Regions from separate parts of the Homo sapiens genome. Here region 1 is linked to region 2. A link is an interaction called in ENCODE POLR2A ChIA-PET data of the cell type or tissue named here. Cell type or tissue: HepG2. All regions are shown on one strand. Each heading gives the region's core, and the rest is flanking DNA. Links, peaks and the distances in the headings are about the cores only. Region 1 overlaps ENPP3 (ectonucleotide pyrophosphatase/phosphodiesterase 3). Region 2 overlaps ENPP1 (ectonucleotide pyrophosphatase/phosphodiesterase 1).

Evidence for each region. ChIA-PET counts read pairs that join two places held together with the same protein. Peaks named below come from ENCODE experiments on the same cell type or tissue, not always from the same donor. Only the 100,000 strongest peaks of a DNase experiment are listed, where the experiment ranks them.
Region 1: POLR2A ChIA-PET joins it to region 2 with 15 read pairs; 2 of 35 experiments call an interaction of 5 or more read pairs at or near these places.

What each region holds. Positions count from the first base shown.
Region 1 is chr6:131,745,986-131,761,574 of GRCh38, forward strand. ENPP3 (ectonucleotide pyrophosphatase/phosphodiesterase 3) reads left to right here. Exons shown (of 25, transcript NM_005021.5): 25 at 801-1,425. The coding sequence ends at 971. Among named protein-coding and RNA genes, the nearest start is that of MIR548H5, 38 kb to the right of the region's middle. In HepG2, for the core only: no CTCF peak of the experiment used is centred there; DNase peaks (open chromatin) are centred at 9,016 and 9,816.
Region 2 is chr6:131,837,877-131,853,465 of GRCh38, forward strand. It overlaps ENPP1 (ectonucleotide pyrophosphatase/phosphodiesterase 1), which reads left to right. Exons shown (of 25, transcript NM_006208.3): 2 at 9,900-9,972; 3 at 12,114-12,230; 4 at 13,266-13,391; 5 at 14,299-14,359. Among named protein-coding and RNA genes, the nearest start is that of ENPP1, 38 kb to the left of the region's middle. In HepG2, for the core only: no CTCF peak of the experiment used is centred there; a DNase peak (open chromatin) is centred at 6,525; H3K4me3 peaks cover 4,470 bases.

The sequences.
Region 1 (15,589 bases), core at 4,495-12,494, 91 kb before region 2:
CGGCGGGTGCCTGTAATCCCAGCTACTTGGGAGGCTGAGGCTGGAGTGCAGTGAGCCAAGATCACACCATTGCACTCCAGCCTGGGTGACAGAGTGACAATGTCAAAAAAAAAAAAATTTGAATGTACTCTATGGCCCAACAATTTTATTAATATATCCTAGAAACTCATGCTCTTGAACACAGGAGGCATATACCAAGTTATTTATTATAGCATTATTTATAGTAACAAAAATTTTATCAATATGTAACGCAAAATTTAATTGTTTTGCATTTAAATGAGGAAATATCACAAACCACAGCTAAGAACAAGTCACTTAACAAGACCTAGATATATCACTATAGATTACAAACGTTAATACCGAATGAAAAAAATTGTAGAATACCACTTATAATATTAACATAAGTTTAAAAACTCATCAGTACTACATATTGTATAGTGATGTACAGTAAAAGTTTGAAAAAACAGACTGGATTCACCCTGATATAAAGATGTTTAGTTCTGAACAGAGGAGCCCTGGGGACTTAACTTCATCTGCAATATTTAATTTCATTAAAAAAATTACATCTGAAGTAAACATAAAAATAGATAAATTTTGACAACGGTGTTCTATGTTAGTTATAGTATACTTTGTACTTGTGTTTTCTTTTTATTTTTAAAAACTAAATTTAGCTGTATCAAATTAAGATTTAAGGAGGTAAAAATCATCGGCAAAAAGACAACTTCTAAGCAATAAAAATATTTCTGTTCATGAAAAATACTGCCTTGTGAAAAAAAAAGTGTTGTGCTTTTCTTTTTCAGGAAGGTAAACCAGAAGCTCTTTGGGTTGAAGAAAGATTTACAGCTCACATTGCCCGGGTCCGTGATGTAGAACTTCTCACTGGGCTTGACTTCTATCAGGATAAAGTGCAGCCTGTCTCTGAAATTTTGCAACTAAAGACATATTTACCAACATTTGAAACCACTATTTAACTTAATAATGTCTACTTAATATATAATTTACTGTATAAAGTAATTTTGGCAAAATATAAGTGATTTTTTTCTGGAGAATTGTAAAATAAAGTTTTCTATTTTTCCTTAAGTCCCCTAAAAGCCATAATTTTTATTATTCCTTTTTCTCTTTTTTCAATTCTATGAATATGTATTATTTTAAAGTTATATTTTTCACACAGAGATGATGCTATATTACACCTTCCCTTTTTTGTTGGTTTCTTAAACTCTAATCTCATGACAGATTATACCTTCCTTATTACTTGTTTTATCTTACTCAGAATCTTTGAATATATTTTTCTGCCCAGAATTATCTAAACAAAAGGGAGAACAAAAGAAGTATGTCTCACTTGGGAACTGAATCAACTCTAAATCAGTTTTGTCACAAAACTTTTTGTATTTGACTGGCAATGCTGATTAAAATTAAAAATGCACAGAACTTTTGCGCTGTTAATTTCACCTGTAAAAACTGTCCCAACAGATGTGCTTGGCACAAATGCATGAAAATGACATCTTTTATGATAGCAAAAACCAGAAAACAACCTAAAAGACTGGTTAAACAAATTATGGAATCTGTTTAAACAAATACTGTTCCATCACTATAAAGACAGAAGTAGATCTATATATATCTTGAATGTATCACTATTATTAAGTGAGAAAGCAAGTGGTAGAACAATGTGTGTAGTCTACTGTCATTTTTCAGGGGTCGGTAAACTTTTCCATAAGGGACTAGATGGTAAATTTTTTAGGCCATACAGTCTCTCTTAAAACTACTTACTCTGCTGTGGCATCAAGAAAGCAGCCATAGATAATACAAAAAAGGAGTAAGAGTGGTTGTTCTATTAGTCTGCTTTCACATGGCTATAAAGAAATACCTGAGACTGGGTAGTTTATAAAGAAAAGAGGTTTAATTGATTCACAGTTTCGCATGGCTGGGGAAGCCTCAGGAAACTTACAATCATGGCAGAAGGAGAAGGGGAAGCAAGCACTTTCTTCACAAGGCGACAGGACGGAGTGAGTCTAAGCAGAGACAGGACAGAGTGAGTGTGAGCAGATAAAATGCCAGACACTTATAAAACAATCAGATCTCATGAGAACTCACTCACTATTACGAGAACAGCATGGGAAAAACTGCCCGCATGATCCAAACACTTCCCTCCCTCGGCATGTGGGGATTACAATTCGAGATGAGATTCAGGTGGGGACACAGAGCCAAACCATATCACCTATGTTCCAATAAAACTTTATTTACAAAAACAAGTGGAGGGCTAGATTGGGTCCCTGGGCTGTAGTTTGTCAGCCCCTGTTTCATATAATAAAATCTGGGCTGGGGGAAGCAGAAATTAATAGTAAAAAAGATAACATTTTTATTTTTTGCTCTTTGTATTGCCTGAAGTTTTTTTTTTTAACTCCTATATGTATTTCTTTCATTTTCAAAATAGAGTTATGAACCAAAGAGATCCCAGCAATTATTTCAGGGTCAATGCTATTGGTCAGATTTTGGGGTTGCTAGACTGGCAATTTTCCAGATATTTCTCTGATATAAAGATCAGTTCATCCAGGGACACAGGCTTTGTAGCTAATGAAAAATCTTGTGACCTGAACTTCAAGGAAAACAAATTCAATTGCTTTCTATTTCTATTAGAATTTCAACTGAATTATGGTTATTAATTACAACCAATTAAGATGTTAGTTTATTCCCACTGGATTTTTTTTAACATAGTTTCTTCACATGTAGAATTTAGGTAAAAAATTTATGCAGTGCAAAATGTGCAATACAGAGAGGCTGCAAGTTAAGACACAAATAGGAAATTATTTCCGGATACATAGCAACAATGTTAATACTCTTCATATAGAGACAATTTTTCCAATCAGTGTTCTCCTGCCCCACCATGGCCTGGAAACTAAATAAGATCACCTGGAATTTAGAACTCACAATAGGAAGACAAATGGTGGGTGTTTACAACCCTGAAATGAGTTTAATAACCCTGGATTTCCTCATTACTTCTGAGTTGGTCTGAAAGTGGCTAAGTTGTTGACATAAAAATAAAAAGAGAAAAATTAAAACTATGTATTTTTTTTGAGATGGAGTTTCATTCTGTCACCAGGCTGGAGTGCAGTGGCGTGATCTCAGCTCACTGCAACCTCCACCTCCCGTATTCAAGCGATTCTCCTGACTCAGCCTCCCGAGTAGCTGGGATTACAGGTCCCCGCAACCACACCCGGCTAATAAAATTTCATTTTTTACACAGAGATTGTGCAATATTATACCTTCCTTTTGCGTATTCATTATTCCATTAAAAAAGAAATATGTATATGTAAAGCCAGTTTGAATGAATGAATACTAGTGATTTAATGGATCATGAAATTATAGAGGATTTGGTGTATCTACTTAATAACTTTCAGTATGTAGCCTATATTTACAATGAACTTGTTTTATTTTTAAAAATCTGAAAATGTAAACAATAAAGTTAGTTACACTTTAAAATATTATTTAGAAAGGATTTTATATGTACACAAAGTTTGCAAGAATAGTATAGGCCAGGCACTGTGGCTCACACCTGTAATCCTAGCACATTTGGGAGGCCGAAGTGGGCAAATTACTTGAGATCAGGAGTTCAAGACCAGCCTGGGCAACATAGTGAGACCCTGTTTCTATTAAAAAAAGAATAGTATAAAGAACTCTTTATAACCCGTACCCAGCTACATCAATTAACATTCTCAGTATGTACATTTATATATAGTTTTATTTTTCTCACTGTACTTCTGAGAGTACATTGTAGTCATTATGCCCATTAACCCTGAGTACTTTAGTGTGCAAAGATCAAGGACATTAACTCACAGTAAGTTTAATGTTGGTACAATGCTATAAATAATCTAATTTATGAACCTATCAATTTTTTTCATATTTTCAACAATTCTTTAATGATATTTTCTTTTTTGGTCTAGGATCTGAAAGAGAATCATTCATTGTATTACTTTTTTCTCTTTGGTCTCTTATAAGGTGCAACAATTCCTCAGCATTTAACAAATAATGTTGATACTTTTGAGGAGTCCAGGTCATTTATTTTGTAGACCGTCCCTCAAATGGGTTTGTCTGGCATTTCCAGATGACTGGATTAACACAGTGCATTTTTGGCAGGGACATTACATTAGTGACATTTGTCCTCAGTGCTTCATATTTAGAAGCACATGATGTTCATTTGTGCCATCATTAATCCATGCCAGATTTGATCAGTTGGTGATGTTAGTGTTCATAAGTTTCTCTTCTGTAGAGACAGTATTTTTCCCTTAGCAATTTATAAGTTATTTGTAGAAGGATATGGAGACCCTACACATATCCTGTTTCTCATTAAATTTTTACCCAACAGCTTCAGTATCCGTTAATAATCTTTCCCTGATTCAATTTTTACGATGATAGTTGCAAAGGGAGTGATTCTTAGAGACTCCATTATTTTACGTTTATCAGCATTCTACTATAAGCAAAAGTGTTCTCTCACTTATTTTGTTATTTATTTATTTATTATTGTTTGTACAGACTCATTTTTTTTATTCCAACAGATTAGAATACATTAAGATCATTACTTATGTCAGTACTCAAATAGTCCCAGAGTTGGTCAACAGGAGCTTCTTTAAGTGGGGTCCTGGGTCATTTGTATATACCCCATTATTTTTTGAGGACTTTCTTATTTTCTAGTACAGAAAAAAAAATTCAGGATTATTTTGTACTTTCCCTGCACTAACTCTGGAATCAATTCTTCCTCCAAAATGCCCTGGTTCCATTTAGTGGGCACTGGTGCCCTAATTGCTTCTGGGGTATCATAACATCTAGGCATCTTCAGTCAACAAAAGTGGAATCTATATCTATGTCTCTTTGCCTATATCTATCATTGTGTTCATAAATACTGTAAACTTAAAGTAAAATCCTAAGTCTTCCACTGATAGAACAGACCCTCTGTGGCCAACAGGACCCCAGAAAAACCTTAAAACTGAGTTTCTGGCCACAGCCAGGAGAGAGGGGAGGTCAGACATGCCTCATTCTACCCACTCTCTTTCATGGTTTAGACACAATTGACCAGCATTAATGTTGAAATAGATATGGTAAGACTGACAGAACAGACTCTGTGGCAATAAGATACCAAATTATATACAAGACCAAAGGCCATGCCAGGCAAGGATGAAGTCATGCACCCTACACTTAAAGAATAAACTGCTCTATTTATTTATTTATTTATTTATTTATTTATTTATTTATTTAGAGATGGAGTCTCTCTCTGTCGCCTAGGCTGGAAGGCAGTGGTGCGATCTCAGCTCACGGCAACCTCTGCCTCCCGGGTTCAAGCAATTCTCCTGCCTCAGCCTCCTGAATAGCTGGGATTACAGGCACATGACATTACACCTGGCTAATTTTTGTATTTTTAGTAGAGACAGGGTTCCACCATGGTGGGCCAGGCTGGTCTCGAGCTCCTGACCTCGTGATCCACCCGCCTTGGCCTCCCAAAGTGCTGGGATTACTGTCGTGAGCCACCTCGCCCAGCCTAGAATAAACTGTTCTAACTGCCACAAGGGTTTTTCTGGTTTGTTTGTTTTGTTTTTTCTCTCAAGCACAGGCTTTGAGATAAGCAATATTAAAACAATGACAACTCGTCTCACTGACACTGACTAACAGAACCACTGTTCCACCAGCTATAACTACAGCTTTGATTGGACAAGGGCCTGATTTCAGTAACTTTCTTCTGATAGGGAGACCACCGACCACGGACTGGTTCTGACTGGTTTACAGAGGTTGCTCACTTGTGTGACTTTGTAACCTGAAAAGATCTTTCGATGTATAGGGCCCAACTGTAATACATTTGACAAGAACGGGTGCATTCAAGGTGGTATGGCCGTAGACATAACTGTAATACTTTTGAATGTTAAGTCTCCACCCACAAGTGAACATGGGTTATATGTTACATGCAGATTTGCTCAATACACATGTGTCAGGACCACCTTCATGAATATTTACAGCTTCTCCCATAACCTGTTAAATATGTATTTTTAGCCAGCCTCTTCAGCATAAAACTACTACTCCAATCTTTCCTGCTTTGAAGTGCTTGTCTGGTCTTAGCTAGAGGAATATTTCCCATCCTGTGGGGTGACCATTTTGCAGGCTGTAACCATTTACAAAAAATAAAGTCTTTTCCAAACTCACAGATTTGTGATTTTTTTAAAGTTAACACCACATGAATAAAAACCATGAATTCAATTATAATCCAATATTGCATAGTTTTTCTAACAACTTTCTATTTTATAATTGTATCTTCCTTCTCCAATAGTGAGAAATTTGGTTCCCAAAATCGTCAATATATTTATTCATATGCTCCAATACACGGAGAGTAAGAATTGCAGACTAACACCACTTAAAGAAGGAAATCTACCAAGTAGAATGCAAGAAGTGTTTCTAGGCTAAGAACTTGGTCAGAATATTGTTCCAGAATTATTTGGACTTGTTTTTCCCCCTTCAGTGTAGTTACATTATTCATTTGAAATATAGTACTGCTCATTTGTTTCTATTTATATTCTGTTAAGGAGTTTCCCCAACCTTGTTGAGTCACGTTTATTTGTTTTAGTGTATAAAATATTAACGATTTTAAAAGCCAAAATTAGATGAAAAGTGACACTCAGAAGAAGTGTCCTCCCTCCACTCTTTCTTTTTCCATCCACCCTGTGTTTACGACCAACATCATTTGTTTCTGGTTAATCATTTCTGTATTTGTTTTTGCAAAAATAGGCAGATAGATATATTTTTCTTATTTTCCTTTTTTATGCAAAAGAGGCATACTATATATTCCTTTTGAACTTTTTTTTTTAATATCTTTTTTATTTTTTATTTATTTTTTTTGAGACAGGGTCTTGCTCTGTTGTCCAGCCTGGAGTTCAGTGGCTCAAATAGGACTCACTGCAGCCTCGACCTCCTAGGCTCAAGCAATCCTCCTGCCTCAGCCCCCCGAGTAACTGGAACCACAGGCATGTGCCATCACACTTGGCTAATTGTTTTTTTTTTAATTTTGTGTCGAGACAAAGCCTCACCATGTTGCCCAGGCTGATCTCAAACTCCCCTGAGCTCAAACAATTCTCCTGCCTCGGCCTCCCAAAGTGTTGGGATTACACCACGCCTGGGTTTCTTTCACACTTTTTGAAAAACTTGACAGTATATCCCAGAAGTCACTCCATACACATAGGTCTTCCTCATCCTAGTTTATTGCTGCATAGTACTCCATTGTGTAGATGTATCATTTCATTACATCAGTCTCTTATGTAAAAGCTTTTAGGTTGTTTCCAACATTTTGTAACTACAAATATCCAGCAATGAATATTATATATATGCAGTTTTGCATTATTGAAAGTGTATCTTCTGGGCAAGTTCCTAGAAGTGGGTAAACATATATTGTGGTTTCATTTTAGAAAAAATAAAAGTCCTATATTGGCACAACCGTAATTCTTAAATTGGTGTACTTAAAATTTTAATTCACTGAAAATAATTTATTTTTCTTAATTATAAAAGTAATACATATTCATTGTAAGACTATCCGAAATGTGTATATATATCTATATTTATATATGCAAATATTTAAATCACACATAATCCCACAAGCAATGATTACAATGACTATATCCTATTAATACATGACTCTTGGGTATATCTCTTCTTTGAAATGCAGTGTTTTAATATGGGATTTGGGGAAATGTCAATTCATGTTACTTTGGTTCAGTGTTTTTTCCTCAGGGGAATTTCAAATTTTTCAGAAAATACTTGTGTCTTGAATATTTAGAAAATTTATTCTAGTGGAAAGTGTAACTTATCAGAGCAAAAGGAAATTACTGCTTGACATTTCAATAAATGCCTTAAGTTTTTACAAATTACCCAAGACATGTGTAGCTGAGAATTAATGTAGAATCATGCAGGTGTTGTTAAGAATCCATAATGTCAGCTTCCAGCACCAATCATCACCTGACTCAAGTTGTTTTTTGACTTTCAGGTGATAGAACTATCCCAAGCAATGTAATTCCCTTTCCTTTTTATTCTGATAACAATGAAATATGTAATAAGCCAAATTTTTGACAAGTGCTTTTCATGTAGATGAGCATTTAATACAACAGAACTGCTTGCTTTTGAATAGAGGGAACCACATATTACTGCAATTTTCAATTGTATGTATTTTGGGAGACAGGCATATAAGAGGGATATTTTTGTGAATTCCAATGTTACTGAATCAAGGATTACAATGAATTCTTGTTGGTAGAAAGGGGACTTTCTAACGCAAGTGAGGTCAGCTAAGATCTTGGGAGCAGACTTGGAAAGAAGGGAAATTCTCAACATTGGCTTATATTCCAGATGTAGTTTAAATTCTGAAATTTTATTTTTATGCATTTTTTGATCTTTCAGGGTATTTAGAGCCATAGTCAGGATTAAGAAGGCTCTGGGTCTGTTCTTCTAGAAAATGTCACAAACAAATGAATTTTCTGGGCAAGTGGAAACCTGCTTCCCCTGCTGGTAGGTAGGGTCAGGTAGCTAGAGGGGGATAAACTGGATAAAGGGGTGCACCTATTCATGGGCTAAGGATTCACCTCTAGCCACTAATTTAGCTGGAATTTAGTCTAAGAGAGTCCATCAGTGTTTGGTCATTTTAGAACCAGTAAATGAAGATTTTAGGAGTCTGTGTTTATGCTTACAAATTGGGCTGATCTTGATGTAAACTCCATCTGGTTTTGGCACTTGAGTTTATGTCCAAATTATATTTGGGTTCTTTGAAAATCCTCTTCCCCTAGGGAAATCTCTTTCCTTCCTCCGCCCCGTCCCCACCCCTGTATCACCACTACTCTCCCACCACCACTTGTCATTTGTTTACTTTGGGAGGGCTGGTCATGGGAATGGAAACAGGACATAAACTCTAACAGTTTTCAAAAACACAAACAAGGCTGTTTGAAGAAAGGACTTCCTCTTTACACAGCATCCCTAGCAGACCACAATCTCTCCTTCAATCAGTGGACTCACGCTTGAACAAACTTCCAGACAGGAACAAACCTCAGCCTTCCAATGACAGAGAATCCATGCAATTCAGACTTATCCCAAACCCACAGGATAAACTTAGCTGGATAACAACTCATAGTAAAGGGCAACACTGGACTTAGAGCTAGGCTGGTTCTGTTATCCTAACATACCGTGTTTACTAAGGTGTAGACATTCGTAGGTCTAGGAGAAAGCTGGAGAGGCCAGCAAGTCCATTTCTTAAGGACTAAATAAATAACATTCTGTTAACATTGTTCATACGTTTATAATGTCAGTCTCTGAGACTTTACAACAGTTTTCGTATTCCTGAAATTAAGAAAATATGTGTAATGATTAACACAACGACTTCCTCCTGTCTTGTCTCCTTAGAGTGATAACCACAAAGTTTGTTTATAATCGTCTCCTAAGGAATCATCTGCTCTCATTTGAGTGTTAGAAGGCAGTAGAGTATTGATAAGAGCATGGGTTCCTAAGTTATAGACACCAAGGTTTAAATCCTGTCTTCCTAGCTGTGTGATCTGGAACAGGTTCCTTAAACTCTACAATTTGGTTTTCTCTTCTGCAAAAAGGGGATCATTTAATACCTACCTTAGAGAGTTGTTGCAAGGATTTGATAACTTACTAGATATAAACTGTGTCCATCAGAGGCTGCCATGTGGTAGCATTATCCTCTCTCAGGCATATATAAAGCACACTTTTTGAATTAACCAGGCAATTCCGCTCCACTTGGGTTTACACACAAGTGATTCAAATTTGTGGATTGTGTCAGGTTGATCTTTGCCCTATGATTTGGAGGTTTGACTTCCATATTTCCTGCCAGATGAGTTAGTCACATTAATAGCATCCTTCATCATGGTTTGTGGTTGCCCCGATCTTTAAATTTGGTCGGCCTCTATTACAATCCCCATTTATTGGTTAGGTCCCAGGATATTTTTATCCTGTGGCCACATTAACAATTTTAAAAAAAAGGAAGCATGGCATGGTCAGCATTGTTACTTTTGGATATTGACAAAGAACTGCAACAGATTGGCCACAGTGGCTCAGATCAATAGGCCGTGGCAGTAGATACATCCTCCAAATCTGTCTAAATCTCATCTCAGAAAATGGGCTTAGCTTGCAGAGATTTCATCATCAACTCTCACCTCAGATTCTGACATCAGCCTTTTACAGCATTTAAGCAAAGTTTTCCACAAATTGAGAGCAGAAATTTAGAATTAAATCTTCAGTTGATTACTTTGATATAAGAGAGTTCATCAAATGACTCACTGTCTTCCTCTCTTGCTATCTCTGAATCTGGAACCAACTGTCTTCTGTAGTCATACAGTCATTCTGTAGTCTTGAAAGACTAGACATGTCTTGCCTATTCAAGATCTCGTTAAATCTATTTATTCAGTGAATGTTTATTGAGCTCCTTTTATGTTACAGACACTGTTCTGGGGGCTTTGGATAATCAAGGAACAAACTCGACAAAGATCCTTGCCCCTTACGGCCTTATATTCTAGCAGGGAAGACACAGTAAACAACAGGTATAGCAAATAAGAAAATTAAATTATGTGTGTTAGAAAGTGATAAATGCAGCCAGGCGCGGTGGCTCACACCTGTAATCCTAGCACTTTGGGAGGCCGAGACGGGTTGATTGCCAGAGCCCAAGAGTTCGAGACCGGCCTGGACAAGACGGTGAAACCCTGTCTCTACTAAAATACAAAAAAATTAGCCAGGAGTGGTGACGTGCGCCTGTAATCCCAGCTACTCTGGAGGCTGAGACAGGAGAATCACTTGAACCCAGGAGGTGGAGGTTGTAGTGAGCCGTGATCGCGCCATTGCACTCCAGCCTGGGTGACAGAGGGAGACTCCGTCTCAAAAAACAAAAGCAAAAACAAACAAACAAAAAGTGCTAAATGCCACAGAAGAGAAAAGGAGAAGTAAATAAGAGTAAAAAGAAGCTGTGTAGTCCCAGCTGCTCCAGAGGCTGAAGTGGGAAGATCACTTGAGCCCAAGAGGTCTAGGCTGCTGTGTGCCATGATTGTGCCACTGCACTCCAGCCTGGGTACCACAGCGAGACCTTGTCTCCAAAGAAAGAAAGAAAGAAAGAAAAATTGAATGTAGTGATGTTGTGAAGTGTAGGTTGCAAGAAATATTAAGCAGAGCACTCCGGGGAGACCTCTTTGAGATGCTGAAATCTGAGCAAAGATTTAGAGGAGGCAAAGTGTTAGCCAGGCTGATATATGGGGAAGCAGTCAACACAGGGACATGCACTGTGTTCAAGGAGCAGTAGAAGCCGGCACTGCTGTTAGAACACATTTCTTTTCCTCTCAGACCTCTTATAACCATTTCCTAAGATCCATCTCAAGAATAAGAAAGTAGGCTGTGTTCAGTGGCTCATGCCTGTAATCCCAGCACTTTGGGAGACGGAAGCAGCAGCAGCGTTTGAGGCCAGGAGTTGAGACCAGCCTGGGCAACATGGCAAAACCAATCTCTATTAAAAATATGCACACTCACACACACACACAAATTCGTTGGGCATGGTGGCGCACTCCTGTAATCCCAGCTACTCAGGAGGCTGAGGCACTAGAATCGTTTGAACCCGGGAGGCAGAGGTTTCAGTGAGCCAAGATGTTGCCACTGCACTCCAACTTGGGGCAATAGAGGAACAGAGGAAGACTGTGCCTCAAAAAAAAAAAAAAAAAAAAAGGTAAGAAACTAGATAGAGGGGAATTTATTTTCTAAAATTACAATCAACTAAAAAAAGTGTTCAGATTTTGTGGGGGTTTTTTGTTTGTTTTCTAGTTAGCAAAAACAAGTCTATTGGCAATAAACCCAAGTATAACTGCATTTTACACATTTTATAGTATTAGGATACCATATGAAATTGTCATTTTTGTAAGTCCAAAACTCTTGAATACTGTCAATTGCATGTGTTTTGTACCTTAACCTCAGAACTTCTGATGACACTATTTCTCTTAAAATTAAAGCGTATATATCACATTTATTATTTTTGAAATTATTATAGACTCACAGAAAATTGAAAAAAATAGCACAAAGAGCCCAGTATACCCTTTAGCTAGCTTCCCCCACTAGTAACATGTTACATGGCTGTGGTAAAATATCAAAACCAGGACATGTCACTGGTACAATACTGTTAACAAGTCTACAGACCTTTCTCAGATTCCACAAGTTTTTACATGCACTCATAAGATATTACTTTTTAAAGTTTACACAACCAACTTTTTTTAAGCAACTCTGAAAGTAGGCACAGATGCAGCAAGTAAGGTTCAGAGAATTTAGAATATTGTTTTTAGTCTAGTGTATCGTCCCCCTCTGTGCAGAGTATGGGATGGCCAATAGGGTGAAACCAACTGGATTTAAGGCTCTTTCTGAAAACTTTTCTTTCTGGGACCTGAACTATTCCCATAGGAGAGGTGATAAATTCTTCCAATTCTTTATGCCTCTTTTGAATTGTATATATTCCCAAGAGATTAATGCGTTCAATTCTTAGTTTTGTTTTTCTGGGATATGGAGAGATAATGTTTGCACAAGTGCTGTGGGTAAAGCTTCGAGGATAAGATGCTGATAATGGAATGATCAGCAAAATGGCAGACTGGAACTCTCCAGGGCAAATACTCTCTCCTCCCTCCCATATTTTCTGCAGGGGAGCTGTATTCATTAGGTATGTCTGGGACAACCATGGAATGTGCCTGCCTCAGACAGGATGGCTGATATTTTAAGAAACAATGGCTAAAAAAGAGATCAAATATTAAAATCTGAAATTTCCTTGTCTTTATTTAAAAATAAGAATAACTTAGATAATATGCAAATATAAATTTTGAAACCCCAAAACAGCAAGGTGAAAGTGGAAAATAAAACTATCCTGTGTTTCAAAAGGCAATTAAAGAAAAACAGCACACCACACTGTAAGACTGGAAACCAGTTGTCTGGAGGTTTTAGCAGTGCCAATGAGTAGAGAAAAGTTTCCATATAATTCAATAACCAAGTAGAGTCAGAGTGACTCAAGACTTGTCTGGAGTTTAGACTTATTTGACGGAAACTTCGTAGGGCAGGTTTTCCTCTTTCGCCAATTTGACTTTACAAGCCAAGGCCCACATACTTGGAAACAGTAACTGGACAATTACTAAATGGTTGCTGAGTGATGGAGTAAATAGTTGGAAAAAAGTTTGAATTTGGATTCATGACAGCTATCAGATAAGTCTTATTCGCATGTTCAAGACAGTTTTATATGCTATTAGGACACACTGCTGTTGAAGAAGAAGTAGAAATTGTCTCTGTATTTTCAATTAAAATTCAACTTAATCAAATGTGTTATACAAACGTATATAGAGGAAAGGCTTTTTTAGAGTTTTCAAAAAGTTTTTTTAAAAATACTTGCATTGGAGGTCCATGTGTTTGCAGAAACTACTGTCATGGGCATTTACAATTATTTTATTTATTTGATTGTATATATTTAAGGTGTACAACATGATATTTTGATATGCATATACATAGTGAAATGCTTACTAGAGTCAAGCAAATTAACATATCCATCATCTCACATAGTTGCCCTTTTTTTTCTTGGTAGCCAGAGCATCTAAAATCTACTATTTTAATAAAAATCCTCAATTTTAAGAGGCCATACAGGTGAAGGCTGTCACACAGAGGGAACTTAAGTCAAAAATCCCAGTCCCATCACTTAGGACTTCAGGGCTGTCCAGACCATTGTCATCAGAAACCAAAACTCAGGGAAAGGACAGGCTGAGGCTGAAAGCAGAGCTGAGAGAGTCCCTGTCACTTTCATATTGTATATCTATCCCTATGTGTTTATGGATATATAACCCTTTTGTATATTTACCCATCTGATAAAAATTACATTCTCTTTGCTGCAGAATTTCACCACAACCACACCTCCCACCCTTACTCACACACACACACACACACACACACACACACACACACACAGTTGTGCTGGGTAAATATTGTAAATATTGTGATAAATTGCTTTAGACGGAGGGTAAAACATATTCAGGGGTCAGACTTGACTAACACTAGATAGTGATTGTTGTGTTTTCTGGTTTGTTTTTGCTGTGGGGGTGATGGATGTTGTCTGTGGCGGGCATTGTTGGCTACATGCCTGGGTTTCTTTTTCAGTAACTGAGGAATCAAGTCAAAGGCTAGATTTGAATGTCAGCACAATATACAGGATTTTTGAGAGAAAGGAGTTTGGAGGCAAATCTTGAAGCTTCACTTCTTTTAATTTTGCAGGGTGGTGGATGATGTGATTTCTCTTCCTCAATTCCCCTAGAATTCCTCTTCAGTAAAATTGATATTATTAACCAAGTCACTGTGGTGTTGGATCTATTTGGGAGATGTGGCAAAATGCTGAGTTTGGCCTCAGAACGGGCACAGGGTGAGAAGAGAAACTCCCAGGGGATTTCAGGCTCATGTGGGTCAATTGGACTTCCAGGCAGTCATCCATTTCCTCTTAATTGAAAATGCTGCTAGGAGTACCAGGTTATCTGTTGTTAATACTTTCCCTCTAAGTTTAGAATGCTGAAGCAAAAAAAAAAAAGACTACTTTCCTAGGCAAGTATTTTCTTCCCCATGTACTTTATTATTATATTTTTATGTCACTAACAAAAATTTATCCAGTTAACAGGAAAATCTCAGGGGTAAAGAGAGATAAATTAAACACTTGTACTGAATTTAAAATATTATCCTAAGGACTAAAAATAACCTCTTAATCCTACTTATTACAAAGCTATAAATATTTACTGTAAACAGAGAAATATTGATAGGCAAAAGAAATAAGCATTCATGGTACCATCAAGCAGAACAAATCACCACTAATATCAGGATGTGTATCCTTCTAGCACTGCTTGTATAGGGTCATAGTCTGTGTATTGATTATTATCTGTACCTATTTCCAAGCACTGTACCAAGTGCTCTGCATACATTATTTCATTTAACCTTTCCTTTATACTATGAGGTAAATGCTATTTTACAGATGTAGAAACTCTTGGCTATTCAAAGGGGGAGTAGAATTGAACCCTTTGGAACAACTGTAGCTATCCAGACAGACCCTGGCCTACTCTGAAGAATCCCATGAAGAGGTTTCAGGGACATCAAGAAATCTAGACCAAATTCAAATCTCCTAATATACTCAGGAAATAATTTGGAAGTATCCAACATAAAAAGAGTCATCTGCATGTAACAGAATGTATCCTCATACTTGGTCAGTTTCCAAACATGAAAGCGTTAAGGTTGCCAAGGGAAGAACCAACCTGTCACAACCAAAATACTCTATGTGGCTGTGTTTGAAGCTTACCTGTCTTTGGTAGATTTGTTAGAGCAGTTAGCATTATTAATACTAATTACTACAACGATTGATGATAGTGGTGGTTTCAAAAAAGAATACGAAAAGGCAACATGATGAAGTGAAAATATCTTTTGCTATAAAAAGCACACAATATAACACTTTCCAGCTTTAACAAGCTATGTACTATTTCATCGTGTTTAACTTTAAGTCTGCTTAACAGACGTACTGTAGATTTGGGAA
Region 2 (15,589 bases), core at 3,489-11,488:
CATTGAGTTAATTTTATTCATTTTATTTTTCATTTCTAGAAATTTTATTTTTTTACTTTCTAGATCTTTTTTAAAATAATATACTGTTTTCTGTTACTATTATCTATCTTGCCTTATTTCTTATTTTGAACAGTATTTGAATAAATGACAATTCAAGAACTCATGAAAGACACCAATCTTTAGATTCAGGTAGCTTATTGAATCTTAAGTAGAATAGATAAAATAAATATATGTTGACAACAGAATAACATTGTAGAACACAAAGTTGAAAATAAAAAAGTTTAAAGCTATTAGAGAAAATAAGACAGATTCACTTCAAAAGGATGATAGTCTGATGACTGGATTCTCAGTGGTGATGATTAAAGCATAAGGTAGTGTAATGATATCATCACTGTGCCAAAAGAAAATAATTGCCAAACTGGAATTTGCATATCCAGTAGAAATATCTTTCAAAAACAAGAATAAACCAAAGACATGTGCAGACTAACGAATACTGAGAGAGTCTGCTATCAGGAAGAATCTAAAAGATGTACTTTAGGCTGATGATTCCAGATGAAAGCTGAGAAGAAAAAATGCATAAAGAAAGTGGTAAATATTTGGTAAGTTTAAATGAACTTATAAAACAATGATGTCTAAAGGGGTTTACAAGTTAGATAGTAATATTAAAAGAAAAGTCTGAAAAGCTATAATCTAAGCATCCATATTAACAGTAAGAAAAAAAAAAACCCGAAACCCAGAACATTAAGCCTAGATATGGAAGGAAAGAAAAATAAGAGTAAGACCAGAAATTAATAAAATAACAATAAGCATACAAAAGAAAAGATAAGATTACTCCTGGTTAGCCTGATTAAGTAAAAAACAGACAAAAAAGGGTGGCAGTACAAATCATATCAAGAATGAAAAAGAACACAAATAGAGATGCTGCAGGCATTGAAAGTATAACAAAGGGTTATTATAAACAACTTTATAACCATATGTTTGAAAAGGTAGGTGAAATGAAAAATTACAAGAAAAAATACAACTTATCAAAATTACTCAAGAACAATTAGAAAATCTAAGTAATTCTCTAGCCCATGAAGAGATTGAACCACAAATTAATAAACTTCTTACACAGATTTTTCTAGGCCCAGATATGTTCTCCACTGAGTTCTTCTAAACCTCCAAGGAGAAACGAACTCTAATCTTACCATCCTTACAGCCTAGTTTATGAAGTTAGCATGGCCTTTCACTTGAAGATCTTTTTACTGTCGTTGTCCTGGAATTTTGCAGTGATGTGAATCGGTATGAGCCTTCTTCTATGATTTATTATTTTGGATACTTGATATTAGGACTCTTTGATGTGAAGTTTTGTATATGTCTTTTTGAATCCCATTGAATATACTTAATAAGATGTCTTTTTATTTCTATTTTTTTTTTCTATTCCCCTCTCCCCTTTACCATTCTGTGTTGATCTTAGACTTTTGTCTTAGGCTTACCTCCAATGACTGGTGAATCATGGTGGTTCATTTATATTTAAGGATGAGAGATTAGGTAGATTTCATGGAGCTTTGAGTATTCAGGCAGAATTTGTTTATTGAAGTTTGCTTAAGGTAAATAGGCAGAGAAGGAGCTTACTGTTATGCTGAGAACCCCTAAAATGCCAGAATGAGGAAGAGTTTACTCTGGGTCACTAATACCCACATTAGTCCTGTGGTTGTCCTGTGTACTGATTCCAAAAGTACATGGGTCCATTGGAGAAACTTTGGAAAATAAATATAAACACTAAGAAGATGACAAAATAACTTGTAAGCCCATCCATCAAGTGTAGATTTATGTATAACCAAAAATTGGGACCATATTACCCATTCTGTTTTATCATCTGTTCTTTATACCCAATAATGTGTCATTTTTCCATGTCAATTAAATATTCTTCTAAATCATGGCTGTATAACAGTTATATACAGCCATATATACAGTTATATACAGTTATATACAGTTATATACAGAAGGCTGTATAACAGTTATATAAATGGTCTATATTTCTTTAGCTATTTTCCTACTCTTGGACATTATGTGTATGTCTATTTTTTCTTATACATAGTACTGTAATGTATATATTTACATCTAAATATTTGTACATACTTTCTTAACCTTAGTATAAACTCCCAGAAGTGCAAATAATATAGATGTTTTATGGCATTTGTTTTAGGATTTTTCACAGCTACTTGTACCCAAAATGCTTGAATCAGTCTAGGGCTGCAATATATTAAAAGTGCAGATAGATATGAATCTGTAGAAATCTCTAATATATTAATACAAATTGGTGTTTACATGGATTCCCTTTTCAGTAGCATGGGCTGGAAGGCCACTGTATACCTATAACTAAAATGTCTAGTGCCATCATTTCCTGCAAAATAATTTGTTGTATTTCTTCTCAGATTCCTTGCTCCTGCATGGTCTTCAGCTACTGTTGAAAACAGATTACTGTAGAACTAAAACAAAAAAAGGAAAAATGTTAATGCACTGGTTTATGGCATTTAAGAAAATAGGAACTAGGCTGTCGTACAGTTGACAAACATTGGTAAAGTTGTACTATCCCTTTGGAAGAATCCGTAGTGGGCCCAGTCCTTTCAGTGATTGGATACTTCTAGTAGGAACTACCATTTATTCAGTAACCCTATGCCCTCGTCACCAATCTAGGCATGTTTTGTACATTCCGCCGAAGGCTCCTGCCAACTTTGTGAGGTGGGTATTATCACCACGTCATAGATTTAAAAATGAGGCTTAGTGAGGATTTGAAACATTCCCTACTTTCACAGCTGCTGGTTGTCTAGAAGTCAGAAGAATGCAAGCCGCCTGAGACCACTGCAGTTGTTTTGTGCACAGGTGTCTCTCCCGCACTAGGTCAGTGCTTGAGATGTAGTAGGATCTCAAGAAATATTTGTTCAATGCTGAATAATGAATTGAAAGGTGGAATTTGAACCAAAGTCATTTTGAACTTGAAGCTCTTTCTACCAGGCAGGTGTCAATTTCTTTAGTTTTAGTGTTTCACTGAGAGATTGTGAGATTTGTCCCTATGTGATGTGCTTGTTCAGTGCTGGATGTCCCTTTTCCTGATTTTCATGTGACTAGTTATGTAAAGGGCTTCACATCAAGTTTCACTGCAGTTTCAGAGGATCTTCTTCAGATAAATCTAGCGTAACTAAAATGATACTGAGTGCATAAGAGACCAAGCATGCATGAACAACTGCTTGAGTGGACTTAGGAACTTTTTTTAGAAGAGATTCTAACTTCTGCTTTGAGCTTTTGTAATGCTCCAAAGTTCTTCAGGAATGTGTTGTCTTTGAATCTCCCTTTGAATATCTTGTAGAAGTTTCTTGGCACTGGATTTACTCAATAGGATCGAATCCCCATCCTCCAGCAAACGAAATCCCGTGAAGACTCCCAGCACCAGGCTGGTCTGAATCCTCACAGTTCTTTTTCAGAAAGCATGCAACTTTGGTCAAAGATCAGAGGACTGATAGGCAATGTAGTCAGCTGATTCATTTCAAATGGCACTTTCATACCGTCTGACACATTGGAATACCACATCCAGCAATCTACCATTTCCTAAACAAAATTTTGTGTGTATATTTGTTGTAGGTATCTTTTATGTAATGCAGACACAATGTCACTTAACAAACTGACTCTGTCAGCTTAGATGAGGAAAATTAGGGGATTTATGGTTTCTCCCCATTTATGTTTAATTAAATCACAGCTTGCTGATGTTCAGCTTAACGATTATTTGTTGAATGTTTACTTTGTGCAAGGCACCATGCTAGATGTGGAAAACACAGGGTTGAATAAATAAATCCATGCCTCTCGGGAACTCACAGTCTAGTCAGAGACAGACAAATCTTATGGAGCATGGTAAGAGCTGCAGTAACTAGGGGTGAGGGAAGACCTAGAGAAACATGGTGCTAGCATCTCCTCGGTGAGGAGGGTCTAGCAAGTCCAAGACCTCATTTCCCACCGGACTCATAACATAGCCTTCCACAATGATCCCAAGGGATCGTTCTGGGATTATTAAATCCAGTCCTGTCACTTTCATATTTCAGCGCCTGAACACACTCCACTGACCGCCCGCAGGCTGCCTCAGGACCCATTTGTTCCCTCCCTTTTCCCTCCAGCCCCTTCCCTTCCCACTCCTACCTGCCTCCTTTACACTCTGCCTGCCTAGGTTCAAATCTTGCTGTGGATGCTTATCAACCCCCGGTCCTTGGCAAGTTACTAACCTCTGTAGCTCACCTTCCTTAAACTGTGTTAATCGTAATCTGTCTTGTGATGTTATAGTTTGGATTAAATGATTTAATATAAAACTCTTAGAAAAGTGCCCGGCACGTAGGAATTACTAGAGAAGTGACAGCCATGATTGTTGTTGTTATTTTCTCCTTCCCAGGCTGGTGTTGTCTTTCCTACCTCTGTGGCTTTGCATGAAGCACCATGGCGTATATATGGTCACCACTATGTCATTTCTTAGGTTGCTTCTAACTATGTCATATCTTTATCATCAGCCTATGGCATCATTCCAGAGTTGTTGTTGCCTTTATTAGATTTATAAACTCTGACATTAGGACTTCACTGCAAATTATTTTTTTTTTTTGTATTTCCCCACAGAATCTAAATACATTGCATCTTGCAGATACTCAAACCTTTGTTTACTGACAGAGGGAGAGGTCCCTTTTTCTCCAAATCTCTCTTTGTAAAGCCTTTTGAAACCCTTTTCTTCTTTTCTGCTCTCCACTGTGTTGTTAGTATGTTAGCATTTTTTACATGTTTCTACTGAAGTCCATTGCAATCATTCGTTCTAATGCTTCCCCCGGCCAACTTCCTTTGTTTCTCTGTAAGGGTAGGAGTTGTTTTATTTGTATCTCTGGTCTTTAGTACAGGGACTGCACATTGTGGACACTCGTATTTCAATGAATGCCTGATACAGAAAGAATAATACACATGATATTAATGCCATTGTATTTGAGGGAATTGGTGAGGGAAAAAAATTTTTTTTTTAGTATTTCTTTTGACTCACTAAATGTCTAAGAACTAATGATTTAGTTAACTAAAGAAGCAGGAAACTCCAAATATTCCAAAAACTTTGCTTTTACTTTCTGTCTCCCAGTTTCTTGTTTTCTAAGATAAGATGTATTTCTATGGTTTCTTAGAAAATATTAAAATTTGAAAAATACCTAAATTGTTATGGAGATTAAAATGGATGGTAGATTATGATATTGATGAGTTAAACTGCTTTGACAGGAAAATTCAAACTAAATTAGGTTTCACAGCTCTGAAAATTATTGAAGGGGAATTTCCTACTAAAAATCATTCTGATTAGGTGTTTTGTAACAAAGTAGTAGATATTCTAAATTTCATCTTTTATGGATGTGACTGTCAATGAGAAATGATCATTTCTATTGTCATACTTTTGTTTCAGTTCTATGCTATGCCTCATCTTATAAAAGGTAAATCAAGAACTTCTTTTTAATAATGAAGAGGTGATTTTTAAAAGTCAGCATGTGTCTTCAGCTACTTAACAAGAGGATAAAGAGCTATATATAAACCATGTGTATTTTAAACCAATGGTTACCATTTAAATGCTTGCTTACCACCTAGTCTTTCCATAGTAGTTTTCCTGTCCATCTAGTTCTTCTACTCATATACTCATATCCAATTTGTCCTGCCCCTTTCAGCCATTCCACCCATGCCTTAATTCTCTTATCCCCTTTTGTATTCTGTTTTCCCCACCTTTCCCTCTCCCAGGGCATGTCGTCTTTTTTTTTTTTTTCCCCCATTTTCCCACTTCCACTCTTAGAATTTCAGGCCATTCAAGTTTGTTATATTCCATGATTTCAGATTAAGCTGGGCTCCCAGAGCTGGAGGGTCTTTTTACTCTTCCCTCGTTGACAGTCTTTGTTGTCGCCACTGGTTTGTTGCCATCTTTCACATGGGATGCCCTAAGCCCTCTCTATTCCTTCCACACTCCCACCCAGATGCTTCTTACTTGGCCAAGAAGATTGAAGAGGTTCCTCATCAGCTGTTTCTAGCTTCCTGTTGCTATACCTTAGTTTGTTTTGTGTGTGTATGTGGTGTTTTTGTGTGTGTGTGTATATCTTCCTCTCAGCCTTCTGACATGCCTATCTCTGAGCCTAACCCTCTGAGAGTATTTTATTGTATAAGTAAAATATGACTTGTTCAACCAGCTTCCTTAAAATGAGCTTAGGTTGTTCCTAGTTTTTTTGTTCATTTGTTTTATGAATACAGTTTTGAAATAAACACCTTGGACAACTATTTTGGCCACTTGTGAGAGTACAGTTAGTACTAGCTTTGCATGATTCTCTGACATGCACAAATTTCAGTTACCACAGTTTAATTAAATAAAACCAGCTCCCAACAACATAGTTCAAATTTCATTTACCAAGATATATTAACTGTGAGTAATTGCGTAAAGTACAAACTTTGCTGCTAGCTCATCAGTCCACAAATCACTGTGCAAATAGCAAGTGCAAGTTATGGTCAGTGACCAATTGCATCATTTCTTTCAAAATCTGCCAGTGATTAGCCCATAGGCATCTTTTAGTCAGTTCATGCACAGACAGCAAAAGCATGTAGTTGTGTTGTTGCTTTGCCTCTCAGAGGTAAACCTATATGACGTTTTCAAAAAGTGGATAATTGAAAAAGTGAATGAACTGATGAAGAATGAAAGTAAAGAAAAGAAAGGAGGTAATAATGCTGGAAGTGAAATTGAAGTCAAAGTAAATGGAGTTATGGAAGAAACAGCTAACCGTGGGAATGCTAACACTGCCATGGTGCAATAGACTCCAGATATGAAGCCAGAGGAGTCTAGTGAAGCTGAATTTTTTGACATAAATGAGGAGAGTGGTTGTGAGAAAAAGAATGAAGATATCCCAGAGGGAGTGACACTGCCACAAAACTTCCTCTTGGAGACATTTCATAATGTTGAAGGTGCAAAGCTTATGTGAAAACATTGGAAACTGATCTAAACTTAGAAAGGAATATGGAATATGACAATTCTCCAAGGCACAGAAAATATTCTCACTCTGTATTGTGAGTTATGTGATAGATGAGAAGAAGGTAAGTACTGTTTGGACTATTCTAGATAAGTTTACAGATAAATACAATTTCAATTCTTCATGGTTTTTTTTTTTTTTTTTTTTTTTTTTTTTCCTTGAGACAGAGTTTCACTGTGTCGCCCAGGCTGGAGTGCAGTGGTGCGATCTTGGCTCACTGCAACCTCTGCCTCAGCCTCCCAAGTAGCTGGGATTACAGGAGCCTACCACTGCACCTGGCTAATTTTTGTATTTTTGGTAGAGACGGGGTTTCACCATCTTGGCCAGGCTGGTCTTTAACTCCTGACCTCGTGATCCACCTGCCTTGGCCTCCCAGCGTGCTGGGATTATAGGCATGAGCCACCGTGCCTGGCCAATTCTTCATGTTTTTAATGTTTTAAATTATAATACACTAAATATAGATGTTTTACTATGTTTTATTTTCTTATACATTTATAATTGACAGTAAAACAGTTTTTGTTGTTGTTTTGGCTTGTTTTTTTTTTTTTTTTTAATTTTTTTTGAGCATCTTGCTCTGTCGCCCAGGCTGGAGTGCAGTGGTGCGATCTGTGCTCACTGCAACCTCCGCCTCCCGGGTTCAAGCGATTCTCCTGTCTAAGCGCCCCCGAGCAGCAGGGATTATAGGCGTGCATCACCATGCTGGGCTAATTTTTTGTATTTTTAGTAGAGATGGGGTTTCACCATGTTGACCAGGCTGGTCTCAAACTCCTGGCCTGAAGTGATCCCCCCACCTCAGCCTCTCAAAGTGCCTGGCCGTTTGTGATGTTTTTGATAGATATTTTTAGAGATTATCTTTCCATATAGTTGTGTCAGTTTACACCACCATCAGAAGTTTAGGAGAATCCATTACTATTCTCTTCTGATACCTTGTTCTGCTTATTTGCCCTTGTTGACTTGCTCAAGCTCTTCCTCTGATACCTCCTTATTTTAAGGAATATACACACACACACAAAGAAAAACACATGTTTTTGCATCCTTAAAGAAGGCTAACCTTTTGCTTTCTTTGCAAAAACTCTTCCTTTCTTTTATCCATTTTATTTTGAAGTAAGTAAGACCTGCTGCCTCACTTTCCTTACCATTCACTTCCTCTTAAGTCTTTGCAGTCACTTGACAGTAGGCACCTCGAGAGCAGAGGTCATGTCTGTTTTATTACTGAATGTCCAGTACATAGTCCGTACTCAATACTCTTCATCTGAAGGAATGAATTCTTATAAAAGCCTCCACCAACCATCTACTTGGTCCTATTCACCCATTCCTCCTGTCTCTATTATCTCTTCACCTTAGCTTTCCGGAAATACTACACCATCTTTCCATACCTCCACCCATTGTCCATTCCCGTTTGCATTTTCTTGGTTTCAGCTAAGATAGGCTGTTCATTATTTATCTGCCACCTTCCATGTGCCTGCCTTCGTGGAACCCTTCTTTATGCTGCCCTTTCTCCTAGAAGTTTGCTGTGTTCTGTCCTCTCTTTCCTTCCTCCAGTTCCACCTGGCAACATCACGCCATCATTTCCCCCCCATTCAGAGCCATGCCAAAAGCTTGCTCTAGGAAACTCTTTCTGATCTCCCTCTCCCTAACCACCCCAACCTTTCTCCTTCTTTAAACAACTGTAGAACTTTGCAGGCGGTTTGTAGGGCCTACCAAATATGGGCCACTGATGTGCTGTTTTTAACTTCTCCTACCCAAGTAGAAACCCCTTGAGCTATCTCTTATTTTTTCCTTCAGTGTATAACAGTCTTTGCGCATCATTGGTACTCAATTAATATTTTATTGAGGTGCCCTGTAATCTGACATTCCAGGGAGCTTTCAAGGAAACTTTGTCACACTAAAAAAAATTGAGGATTGTTTTGTGGGTTATTCCGCTCCTTTGTCTTCTAACTCACAGAAGTTCTGTCATGGTTCTTAGGGGTTGTAGGGTGTGTCCACTTATTTTAAAATGTCAAAGACCAGAAGAGTGGAGAATGGGAAAGTGGCAAAGTGTTAGCACTGGAAAGATGTTTAGAGATCACGTAGTCCAACCCTTAAATTTTATAGATGAATAAACTGGTATCTAGAAAGCTTAAGTGACCTGCCTGAAATCACACAACTAGTTTGTGGTAACACTTGGTCCAGGAGGTTGTCAGCTGACCCTCTTCAGGGCTCGTTCCCACAAGGTACCACAGTACATGTGAGGATGTTAGGTTTGGGTTTGTGTAGAACTGTTAAAAGAGGCATATAATATTCCACATATTGCCTTTAATGGATTGATACATAGGAAATCCAGACTCTGTAAATAGTTTTCTCTCTCTTTCCCTTAATAATTATAATTTTTATGACTAATTCATTTATACTAACTAGGAGAGTTTCTAATTACATTAACATTGGATGGTATAGAATGGTTGGTTGACATTTGAGTAAACTTTTTATTAAAGTATAAAATACAGAAATGTATACAAATCACAAGTGTATAGTTGGAATTTTCAAAAAGTGAACACATCTACGTGACTAGCCCCAGACTGGAAAAAAGAACAGCACCAAAAAGTTTAGAAACATTTAAAGCAATAAAACATTTGGAGAAATAAAAGGATTTTAAAACTATATAAGGCCAGGCCTAGTGGCTCTTGCCTATAATCCCCCCACTTTGGGAGGCTGAGGCAGGAGGATCCCTTGATGCCAGGATTTCGAGGTTACAGTGAACTATGATCATGCCACTGTACCCTAGCCTGGGTAACAGAGTAAGACACTATCTCTAAAAATAAAAAATAAGATAAAATATTTTTTAAAAAAGAAACCATGTAATTTTCTCTTTTCTCCCTACAGGTATTGTCAGTATGTGTGTTAACAACAATACTTGGTTGTATATTTGGGTTGAAACCAAGCTGTGCCAAAGAAGGTAATTAGGTGTGTGTGTGTGTGTGTGTGTGTGTGTGTGTGTGTGTATGTGTGTGCACAGCCTTATTAAGAATGTGATTGAGGTAAACATTATCTCCTATTCCTATGGGTACTCCATAGATATTGTCAATTCAACGCTGGCTTGAGCCTTTTTCCTGAAGTTCTTGTATTATATTAGTCATATAAAGTTCTACTTACAAAACATGGCCGGGGGTTCTGATGCTGTTGTCCTGGAGCCCATGCTCCCTGACTTCCTCCAGGGACTCAGAGGACATTCTTTACTGCTCTTTTACCCTAAGGAGTTAGTTGCTGAAGCAACCCTGTAGGTTACTAGGTGACAGTTACCATCCCTGGGCAACCAGAAACCTGTCAGTATGTGCTCTTAAGGTTCTAAAATTGCAGACATTGGTTGTTTCAAAGCCACAATGATATTTTTTTAAACTTCTAGATATATTTTTCTTTCCATCAATTGCAGAAATCTATCCAGCATTGACAAGATTATAATAAATAATTAAACTGGATCACAGTAAATCGTAGTGGTTATTATCTTGTCTTTGAGGTAGTTCCCCCCCCATCCTCTCGCAATAAAATCATTGATGGTCATTCTAGAGAATTCAGCTTTGAAAATTGAACAGGTTCTTCTGTTTGGCTATTCTGTGATTGTAATATTAATTATTTAAAAAATTTTTAGTGATTATTAAGCTATCATGTACTGTTGAAAAGTAGTAATTTTATGTATCAGTAAACTATTCAGAACACATGTATCTAAGTTTAACTGAAGTAAACAGTTACAGACTTTAGTGTTTACCTATGTCATCTTTTAGCATGAAGTGATTCACTCCTGAGTTGACACATACAAATTAAAAATGAAAAATAACAATTTTAATCCAAGCCCAACATAGTATGCATCATATTTTTAAAAATTATTAGGTGCATATTAATGAGCTCCAAGTAATAGCTATTATTCCAATAGACTTCCCTGACCCCCACTCCAGGTCAGGAAAGTTCGTATTTCTGACACTAGAAATTATTATTGTTACTTCATCTTCTTAAAATTGCCTGATTTCCCAGTGTCAAATGAGAGGTAAATTCCATGGCAGTGTCTTTTTGGGTCAGAACACCATTAAAGTCAAGAACTAAGATTATTTCTTTTTTGTTGTTGTTGGATGTCCCTTATTTTCCATGTGTTCCTTTTTTTCTTTTTTTCTCATTGTCCTAATTTTCTAGCTCTCCAGTGAAACCTGGCTTATTCAAGGTATCTAGTAATGAACTTCAACAGTAAAAAACTGTCATGAAAAGTACTTTCCTCCCATGTCTACCATTTATTCATTTAGCAAAAATGTGCTAATCTCAACTATATGGCATGCACCTGGCTGGGTTTTAGGGAGACAGTATGCTGGGCAAAGCCAGATGTGGTCTTGGTTTGCCGTCTAACTGGGATATTAACCAAATAACCTAGTTACGTGTGGAATTAAGTAATTGAGGGGAAGGACAAGGTTTTATATGAGCTTAAAAAAATGGAAATCAGGCCTAGCTGGGGAGTTAGGAAAGCTTTTTAGAGGGAGCCAGTCTGGATCTAAAGGTGAAATGGGTGTTTCAGGTCAGGGAGGGAAGAGCTATGCCAGGGAGCATGTTCTGAACAAACCCACTACTTCTTTACACCAGGATTGAGAGTGAGGCAGGCTAGGTAATCTTTTCCTTTCTAAAATATTCTTAACCACTTCTAAAAAAAATTTTTCCCACATTTTGAAATTTTAGGGAACCCCATGCCTGCTTAAGCCAACTTTTTCATAGCACAAAGTATTCAGAACAAGCCTTTATTCTGACTTTTATTTTATCACACCATGGTTATTTAAGTCTTATCAGACCCAGTAACGTTTGTAATAATAATCATTAAAAAGTTATCTTTCTTTCCTACATCAGGAGATAAAAATCACAAACCAGGCACATAAGGTTACTTTCTGTTTGTATCACTTTTTGTGTGTATTTGTGAAAAGATTTTTGCCTTACTTTATTACCCCATCTGTATTTTCTAAAGTAGTATTTGAACCTAGTGTACACCTAACTTAGTTGTATTCGTTGATGTTTACTTTGAATTATATAATGATTAGAAACATCTGACTTATCGTTCAATTTTTTCAGTTAAAAGTTGCAAAGGTCGCTGTTTCGAGAGAACATTTGGGAACTGTCGCTGTGATGCTGCCTGTGTTGAGCTTGGAAACTGCTGTTTAGATTACCAGGAGACGTGCATAGAACCAGGTAAGGATGAGCAGGGAAAAAAGTGGAGTTATGGTCATTAGGAAAAGATCAAGGAAAGTTCTGTGTCTTTCAGGTATGTGATTTACCTAATTCATTTGAATTTTTTTTAGTTTAGCATACATACACGTTTTGACATTAGCTTTTATATTTTCTTTCAACAGTTCCTTAAGAGAAAAAAATTTACAGAATTTCTCTGTTAAACATTTTATGGATAGCAGAACTTTGTCTATTTTTAATGTATGCTGAAAGCCTTTGTAATCTAATTTGCATTCAAATTCTAAAAGCCTGCTTGAAATATAGAAATATTTTCATTATGGTTCTTTGACGGCAAGAGATCTTATATGTCCACCTATATTTTTCAAAATAAAACTATCAGAATATGAAAATTTTCTTAGTTAGATTTGGAATTCTCTGCATATGACATGGAATAATTTTTAAATGAGAGAGATTTATTTATTTTTCATTAGTATTTATTTTTTAAAGACAGGGACTTGTTCTGTCACCCAGGCTGGAGAGCCGTTGCTCGACCATGGCTCGTTGCAACCTTGAACTCCTGGGCTCAAGAGATCCTCCTGCCTCAGCCTCCCAAGTAGCTGGAACTACAGGCTCACACCATTATGCCCAGCTAATTTTTAAAATGTTTGTAGAGATGAGGTCTCACTACATTGCCCAGGTTGATCCCAAACTCCTGGCCTCAAGCAATCCTCTCACCTTGACCTGAGAGTCAGACTTAGATTAAATTTTAGCAGGTAGAAGAAGCCAGGTCTACATATGAATTGCATATGGTAAGGTGCATCTAAATTTGAAAATGACAAAATTCTGGACTTTTAGTGAAATAATAATAATTGGTTCCTACATATTTTACCCCATTAGTTCAGAGTGGCCATGGTAGTGGCAGATTCTGTGAGTGACTAAGAGCTGTGAAATTGTTCATTGTTGCTCATGGATCATACTCAGGAAGACAGCAATTCTGTGTTCACTTTGGACATGTTGAATTTGAGACATAAAACACATTTTGCTGATGTTTGTTTCTAGAACATATATGGACTTGCAACAAATTCAGGTGTGGTGAGAAAAGGTTGACCAGAAGCCTCTGTGCCTGTTCAGATGACTGCAAGGACAAGGGCGACTGCTGCATCAACTACAGTTCTGTGTGTCAAGGTCAGGTGCTCGTTGGGCTCTGCAGCAGCCTGGTATCTTCCAGCGTCTTAGCGGGGCTTTACATAGGTGTTATCTTTTATATTAGGAGTCATGGCTATTGGCCAACTATATTAGCTGAAAAAAATAATTTTAAAACTTTTTATTAAAGAAACTTTTAAACATACACATGGGGAGAGAGAGTATGTAATGAACATTATACCCATCACCCAGCTTCATAATTATGATTATGTGCACACGGCCAATAATATTTTATCTATAACCACTCATTCCCCTGCCACCACCCTCTCATGTTATTTTGATAATAGCAGCACACTTGATGTTGTATTTGTGGAAAGATCCCTCTTACAGTCCTGGCTGACTTTTATGTCCCGGCTTCCCTCCTAGTAAATGGGGACACTGTCTGCTGTGCATTGAGAGAGTCGATGTGAAATTGTTTAGAAAGATTCGAGGGCATTTTGTAAGGTGATACTATTATGATGTCTTGTCCAGGTATTATTATTATTTTTTTTTCAAATTTCTTGACAGAACCTGACTCTATATGAGAGAGAACTAAGACACCAAAATACCAAGGATTTTGATGAGTGGATAGAAGGGGAGGGTTGTAAATTTTGGCTGAAAATATTAAGAATTTGAAAATGGAAAAGATACCTTCAAGTTCTCACAAATACAGTAGTATGTTTTAGTCTTACAATTGTGCATCCATTTTTAATTCCTGATATCAACTAACTCTTATTTTGAAGCACAATAATTCTCTTTATTGATTATACACCTCCAGAGTCATGTCCTGTGTTATCTATCAATCTGTTCACATACTTTGTTTTTGGAATCTGTCTTAATGTGTCTCACAAGCATCACAATTATTATTACTGTTAAGTGTGTTCATTTTATTTTCTTGAAAATATTTTAGGTGAGAAAAGTTGGGTAGAAGAACCATGTGAGAGCATTAATGAGCCACAGTGCCCAGCAGGGTAAGATTATATTCTGAGGTATTAATTTTTTCTTTTTTAGAAGTACAGCATCATTTTTTTCTTTCCAAATTAAGATGATAAAAATAATAAAATCACTGGTTTATTAAACATTACAGGTTGAGTATCCTTTATCCAAAATGTTTGGTATGAGAACTGTTTTGGATTTTGGACTTTTTTGGATTTTGCAATATTTGAGTTATACCAGTTTGGGCATCTCAAATCTGAAAATCCCAAATGCTCCAGTGAGCATTTCCTTTGAGCATCATGTCAGTGCTCAAAAGTTTTGGATTTTGAAGCATTTGAGATGTCAGATTTTCAGATTTGGGATGCCCAACCTGTATTTTTAGCCAGATCTTGTGTTTGGCAATGGTGGAACAGAGATGATTATGGAGTTATCCCTATTCTGGAAGTTTATAGAAAAAAGAGAGGCCATGAATATTTAGTCTTTGGTATTGAAGAATGCTAGATAAAAATATTTGCATTTTCCTTTTCAGGAAGGAAGGATCTTTACTTTTATTTGGAGTTTTTAGAGCTGCTAAACTTGTAGAAAATTTAGCTTCTTTTTTTTTTTGTATTTTGGTCCATTTATACATTTTTGGGATAACAACCTATTTGTGAGAGATGATACATTTTTTTAAAATAATTCATATTTGGTTTTTTTGTCCTTCAGATATTTTGTACAGGGTCTTCCATATATGACACCATCAAAAAGAGTATGTGTGGAATTTAAAGGGTGAAGATTTTATAAAGGTGTTAAGTGTATTTATCTTTGTTCCATTTGAGGTCTACCATCTCATACATTTGAATTACTCATCTTCAGAAATGTATTTTTACCTCTTTAAAATGATAGTTTTCCCAGACTATTAAAATTTTTAAGCTGTATTTTAGTTCATTTTGTTCATGTATGTAATTTTTGTTATATGTCTTCTTTTTTTTCTTTTGGAAGGAAAAGTACTTTTGATTTAAATAAGCAGTAGCAACAGCAGCCAAAACTAAACCTCAACCAAATAATTTCAACAGAAGAGCCTTTTTTTAAGGAAAATTTTCATGTACCCTAAACTGTCTTTTAAATCCAAGGAATACTGGGAATGTTAGACTTAGTGAATTTCAAATCTTTCTTTTTCTTCTAAATATTGCTTATAATTTTTCAGTTGTAATATTGAATCTTTTAGTGGAAAACATAACCCTTTCTTTACAAGAAGATTGTAACTTAGGACACTTATTATTACA